2 separate regions of the Mus musculus genome follow, and region 1 is linked to region 2. The links are chromatin contacts, found by Hi-C or POLR2A ChIA-PET in ENCODE. All regions are on one chromosome and are shown on one strand. Each heading gives the region's core, a stretch centred on a gene start or an enhancer-like site at or near the end of the contact. The rest is flanking DNA. Distances are from core to core; before and after follow the strand shown.

What was found. A loop is a pair of places that touch in the nucleus more often than their neighbours do. ChIA-PET counts read pairs that join two places held with the same protein, here RNA polymerase II (POLR2A).
Region 1: a map of heart shows a loop between it and region 2 (4-fold over the local background). The contact joins the promoter of Gtpbp10 here to the promoter of Cfap69 in region 2. A Hi-C loop is called at or near these places in 1 of 37 maps with a recorded cell type or tissue (heart). POLR2A ChIA-PET finds 5 or more read pairs at or near these places in 1 of 5 experiments (Patski).

What each region holds. Positions count from the first base shown.
Region 1 is chr5:5,557,382-5,560,795 of GRCm38, forward strand. Gtpbp10 (GTP-binding protein 10 (putative)) reads right to left here and starts at 2,160. Exons shown (of 10, transcript NM_153116.2): 1 at 2,052-2,160; 2 at 1-25. The coding sequence starts at 2,084.
Region 2 is chr5:5,662,479-5,665,865 of GRCm38, forward strand. Cfap69 (cilia and flagella associated protein 69) reads right to left here and starts at 1,754. Exons shown (of 23, transcript NM_172447.2): 1 at 1,430-1,754. The coding sequence starts at 1,552. Steap2 (six transmembrane epithelial antigen of prostate 2) reads right to left here. Exons shown (of 6, transcript NM_001103156.2): 6 at 2,351-3,387. It overlaps Gm40262 (a long non-coding RNA gene), which reads left to right and starts at 1,899. Exons shown (of 3, transcript XR_868231.3): 1 at 1,899-1,955.

The DNA of each region.
Region 1 (3,414 bases), core at 910-3,409, 100 kb before region 2:
TCAGGTTATCAATGAAATTTCCATACTTAAGAAAATGAGAGAAAGAGAGGATATATATACATCACATATTCTTTTAACTTAAAAGGTTCTAATTTCATTCTACTGAGGCTTCGTTCAGGAAAGAATCAAAGCTGTGTGCATAGCACTGTGTACCCCTTTCTCACATTACTTCGTTTCCCACTCTCTTCCTCAACGATCAATTGTTCCACCCAGCCCCAAGGTTTCTGCCCTTTCCCCTGTTTTCATTCCAAACCTGACCTCAGTGGGTACTAGTAACTCTCCCCGCCCCCACCTCCAATCCCCGGGAAAAGTTAAGCTATTAATAGTTTAAAACAACTGAAAGCAGAAGTGCCTTTCACTTACATTTGAAACCCTTTAAATAAGTAACCTGGTGGGTACCCACTCAAATTTTGTTTTGGGTTCCCTCCAAAACAAAATGTTTTTATATATAAGTACACTGTAGCTGTCTTCAAACACACCAGAAGAGGGCGTCAGATCTCATCACAGATGGTTGTGAGCCACCATGTGGTTGCTGGGATTTGAACTCAAGACCTTGAACTCAAGAGCAGTTAGTGCTCTTAACCACTGAGCCCCCAAATATTTTAAAATCATCATCAGCAGCAACAGCAAAAAGCTGTCCCCTCAGTTAATTATCAAAGCTTATCTGCTCACCAAGACTGAACAAACAGATGGCTTTTCCCCAAAATTTTTGCATTCCAAGAAGCCTAACTCCTTTCCAGGACCTCTGTCCTCTTAGAATCTTGACTGTGAACTCCAAATGGTCTTTCAGGGTCTCATCATTCCTTCTTAATGCATCCGCCACCATGAGCCAAGAGCATCTCTTTCCCCCTTAAGTGAACCCGATGTCTATGTCTCTCTTTACTCAGAAACAGTCGTGACTTTGGGTTTTTACTGCTTCTGAAATAATAAAGTTTACAGTGCTGGATTCAAAGCCCTCACCGGATCTCACCGGGACAGCTGTCATTTGTTGGAGCCTTCCTGTTCTTTTCTGAGCTGCCCACTCTCCCTGCCACTCTATTCATGCTTTCTCCTCTGTTTAGATTATCATTTGTTCTTTCTATCATAAACCCATTTTCTGGTGTCAGTTTCAATGTATCCTCAAATACAACTAAACTATGGCTTATGGTTGTATGATCTGAGGCCTCCTTGGCCCATCACTCTCACTGACTGGCTTTTCAGGCTTCCTCGGACACTGGATTATATCCTCTGGTACTTTCCATTTAGTTTCCCTCACTAGGTAGGTAACTTCTTATAAAGCCAGTGTGTCATAATCCCAGGCTTTCAAATTACAGAGCAATCGTTTAAATTAATATTCACGTTTTTGGTAATCTGCAGTACTTTTGGGTATCAAAAAAATCTGTGGGTTTAAAAAAAAACAAAAACAAACTGAAGGTTGACCACCCTGAGATATTCCTGGTAAGGGCTTTTAAAGCTGTGTTCAGTATGTGACTTTTTCTTTATTTTCTAGATTTGTCATATTTATTAAGGACTCTCATTTATAATGGCTGTTCCTAACAACAGCTTATGTACATGACCTCTAGCTTTCACACACCGTTGCCAGTTAAGCTCACTGAGATTCTTTTTTAATTGAGCGGTTGGTTGCAGATTGTTATAAAAGTGGATTTTAAGACAGGCACTACATAAAAATTGACGTAAAATCTCTATATGAGGCACAGCAAACACACATTCTGACTTCCAGAAAAGTCTTCAGAAAGATATCAAAAGCAGTGTAAAGGAGGAGAAATGTATAAAAGCAGGTTATGGACTCTCTTTTAAACAATGAGAACCAAACCAAACAAACAAACAAGCCGGCACGTGCACCGCAATGCCGGGTCTAAACCGCAGGCAGGTCCCCAATTATCCTCTCACGTGCTTTGGGAACAATACAGGAATTCCCTAAAGCTGGACCCCAAACGGCCATCAGCGTGTCACTGAGACACAATCTTCTCCCAGGAGACGGGAACCGAGGAACGACAACCCAGGAGGAGAGCGGCGAAGACACCAAAGCTGGGGAGACCCCCGTCACGAACCTTTCTCAACAAAGCGCAACCGCAGCGCACCATGAGCTCCAAGGGGCAGGACTCCCGCCCGCAGAATCCGGACAAACTTCGGTCGGGCGCGCGTACTGACGTCACTACTGGTCGCAGAGGTGACGTCTCAGCGGATCCGCGCCTGCGTGCTGCATCGCGCTCGAGGAAGGTGGGCGTGTGCTTTGGACGCCTCTGGGTGCAGGAAGGAGAGTGCAGAGCCCAGATTCGTCTAAGTTGTGTGCAAGGGGAAGCAGGGCTCCGGGCAGGAGTCTCTGGAGTTGACGCTTTGAACGCTATGCGCTGGAGACTGGCCTGCCTCACAAACATTTTTATGGTAGCTGAAGAACCTGAGGTGCCAGGATTTTCTCACGATGAAAGACCCCTCCAACAGACACACTTGTACAAAACACCGAGAGCTCTAAAAGACTGCTGGATGATGGCTTGAGCAATTTTTCTAGCCAAGGCTTAAACTTCAGGAACCAGTCACTTAAAACTTGTAGCACAGAAGTATTGAAAGAAGTGTGACGATCTAGATTTTTACAAAGGATGATGTGTGCAGTGGAGGCAAACAGAAACCCCAACCTGGACTCAGCCGAGAGTTTTCACCTTTCATTTGAAGGCTGTCCTTGTGAGAACACGAGAGATTACATTCCAGCTTGGAGAGGAAGCTTCAGAAAAAGATCACTGAATGGCAGGCCCATTTCGCCAATCTTTCTGCCAAGTCTTTAAGTGAAAAAGGCACACGAGCGTACTAGAGGGGTCTCCCTTCACTGCTCATTTATTATTTTCTATCATTAGAATTATTAGGTTTAGAATCCTTGGCGAAATGTGACTCAGTCATGGTCACTGGCCAGGGCAGTGCAGCTGAGAGTAACCTTAAGGAATTGTTATGTTCCGTTTTTCAGTATGAGGTTGATTTAAAGTTAGTTACAGATAGCCCGAGGTCCTGCGCCTCTAAGGCCGCTTTCCTAGCTGGAACCTGGCAAAGGCTAGTCTTGAAACTCTGAAAATTGCAGTTACGGGCATTCTGCTACATGCCTGAGTCCTAGACTAGAAAACAGGACTCCAATTCATTTAGATAAGGTTCTGCATCCTAAACAATAGGATGGGGAATTTGGGAAAGGAGCGAGTCCTATTTGGAAGTACACAGTGTGGAAACTACTGCTCAGTCTAGATTAGTTTACTGTTCCTGGACTTTGAAGCTGTCATTTTCATTTAGATGTTTGGTTGGTTGGTTCTAGCCTCTGTAGATTAACATTAAATATTGACCCAAATGTCAGATGTTAGCCTCAATAAATATACTTACTATTTTAAAAACCAGAATATTAAGTTGCTGTTATCATACTTTTCCTGTTAAATCTAG
Region 2 (3,387 bases), core at 504-3,003:
CTATCAGAATCTCCATCTTAATCTTCATTATTATCTCCACATGTCTTTGATTTCATAGCTGGTGGAATGGTTTAGCTGTTTCTTGCATACAGGCAAAAGTGGAATGCTTTGAATTTTGAAGCGTCCAAAGGTCTCTCTGCTGACTTGAACAGAGGACTAAAGGTTATCGTCTTAAGTATTACTAGGAACACTAGGCCCCACAGTGAGTAAAGGAACTGGGTGGCTACAGTTAGTTCCTGGTGGACTTAAAGACACTTTATTTGTAAAGGCAACTGCAAGCAATACACCCAAGAGGAATGAGAGAGCACCAAGATTTCTCCTAATTCTGAATTGTTTTCTATTCCATTTCTTTAGGAAGAAATTGCCTTTTGATTCTCTCAGTACTTTCTAACAATATGAATACTCATAGAAGGAGAGGCAGGAATGAACACAAGACACTTCTAGCTATGTTACTTCCTATGTCACGAACTTCTTTTTTCTTTTGCAATGACCCATTGAACGTCTTTAAACTCGTTTGTCTGTGTCATGTAATCTTTGCCCAAAGAAAAATGAGAGTCAAACTCACCTATATAGTGGCAATGCCTAGCTTCCTTGTAGCCCAGAGAGTGGAAAGCGGTGATCACTCACACGTCTCCGATCTTGTACAGGAATACCTCCACAAAACTGATTAGGGAAATTCCCCTGGCATCCCCTCTTTATGTAAAAGTAGTTACTCTGAGGGCTGTTGGCGTACATGTGTGAGAGCCCTCAGAGAGCTCCACCCAGTTCCCACAGAAGTAGTCCCAGCCAACTGACTGCTCCCAAGTAACTCTCCAAGGCTCCAGGATGTGGCCACAGGAGACAGAGTTCCTGACGCAGTCTGGGAGTTGTGACGTCTCAACAGGAATTCCCATAGTGGCCCCCCACACCATTAGTGTGGGGGCAATGCAGAGAGGTTCCTCAACCCAATTTTAATAATCTTTACATTTATAACAATAGCAAACCCGAAAACAAGTATAAACACAACAAAGAAAATTGTGCCCAGCTCTCCAAACAGCATCTGCCCTACCTGTGAGTGCAAGCTTCAGAAGCAGGCAATTTAGCAGGAAAGAAACCCAGGGAACGCCACTTTATAACGGATCAATAGACCAAAAACCCACCACAGTGATCTAGTTATCAAATCAATGTCAGTTCCTGTCGTGGCCACACTTGAAAGAGCGCTCCCCCCCTCGCCCCCCCCCCCCGCGCCCTTTATGAGAACCACGCAGCTAGAGTCCCCAGACAGATTGGTTGACGACATCCAGTCCCCTCTTCACTAGCCTCCAGGGATCAGCTGGGCTATCATTATCTCCATCCCACAGGTTCCCAAATCTCATTCTGGTCTTCATTCCACTGGGTTGCCCTGGAGCCTTATGCCCTTCTCCGCTCCTGCTGCACAGCCCGGCCGTACCTGCATCTCCCCATCCGGGATCGCCACCCCAAACACCGGGATTGTGCGGGGACTGCCGGTCTTCGTCCTGCCGCCCGCCTCGGCGGCGTCGGCCGTGGTGGCCGAGGCCTCCGCGGTGGACATGGTTCGGGGTGGGAGCCTGAGGTCTTAGGTGCGTCCGCAGCCACGGACCCACGAGCCCTGGCAGAAAACACGCTGCTGAGCTAGGGAGGAGAAAGACCCCGAAAGTTCTGTCGTAACCCCCGCCGCAGCAACATAGCGGACATCCAACTGCTGTTAGTGCCCACAGGAGGACCAAGGCACCCAGCGCGCTCCAGTTGCTAACACAAGCCCGGGCGTTGCTAGGGGCGGGGCTTACGGAAGCTGGGAGAGCCAAACTTCACCAAAAGAGGGTCTGCTGGTGTGCGGCGCGGGAGACAAAGGAGACCAGTGACTGAGATCGCGGTATGCACTTAGTGTTTCAGTCTTGTAGCAATGGCCCTTGCTTAATAAGTGCCTGTGTGGGGCGGAGGAGTATGAGCTGGAGGTAAGATGCATTCTGAGGGATGTGATTGGCATAATCTTGAAATCTGAGCACTTTACCCTTTCTGCAGAGATAGGACCAGTCAGTGTAGCTTAATTTCCCAGGTGTGTGTGTGTATATATACATATATATATATATATATATATATATGTATATATACACACACACAAATATATATATATGTTGTACTTTTGTACTGGCCTAATTGAACAGTTAGACAAACAAATAAGGCATAGTACAGACTTTTGAAAATCTTTCGAGCAGTAGAGTGGTTGGGTGTCTAGTATGGCCTGGGATGGAAAGTTCTCGTTTTTGCAACCAGAGAAAGACACTGACATTCTTCACAGGATGTGTTCTCCAACCTGGCAAATCAACAGTCCAGTTTTGTAATTGTTTTTCTACGATAGCATTTATTTTATTCATTAGTAGGTTGAGAAGCAAGAGGGACAGAAGTCTCACGCACTTCATACTCAGTCGCCTTGTGATCTCTTCATAGAGTACAAACTTCATGCTACCATCTTCAGAAGGCTTACACTCTATGAAACAGTCTGGCCTGATCTTTCCCAGGAAGCCTGTATTTTTTCTGTTGTTTTAGATGTCACGCTTAGTGGCATGCTCTTTTTTTTTTGTCTTTTATTTTGTTTTGTTTTTTGGTGCTCACTGTATAGTTAGTGGAATTTATTGACGAAATAGCCCAACCATGTTATGCTACTGAGACTAAGGCAATTAAAAATTTGTACATAGCCACTAATTTGCTTACTTGCTGAGTGAAGGTGTGGCTGTGTGTCCCCAGCCTGTGACATGCTGGAGATGTAGGTAGGCATGTTTGTGAATACCTTGTCTGGTTCCAGTTTGCCTTTATAGTGAGTTCCCATGTGATGCTGATGTAGTTGGTCTGAAGGCCATACTCTTGGTCCTTCTAGTCAATATCATAGAAGGTGTTCAATAAGTGTTCATGAAAATGTCAAGGGCTAGATTTTGATTTAAGGTAAAATGAAAGAATTTTGTAAATTATCTAGATTAAGCATTTTAGATCCTTGCTACTCAAAGTGGTTTTCATGGGTTTCCTAACTGTGTGGCCATTAGGGGCTCGTCAGGAATGCAGAACTTTGCACCTCCTGGTGTGAATAATGCCCATTTTAACAAGTGTACATATAAAAACTAAGAAGCTCATGATGTGTAGTTTTTTGTTATTATTGTTTTGGAACAGTTTTACCAAAGTTAGCCATCTCAAAAGAAAAAGGAACTGGCTGGGGCTTCCTCTATTTGCAAATGGACTTGGTGACAATTATTTGTTTCACAGCATTTCTCCTTAGAAGTGCACCAAGGTTTATGTTTTCAAGAGCTTCGACTGTTTAAATGTGTGGATTTAATTTTAATTACTATTCATTGATCCCTGTTTATGATGATGCAGGTGAACATAGATGGATAAAAA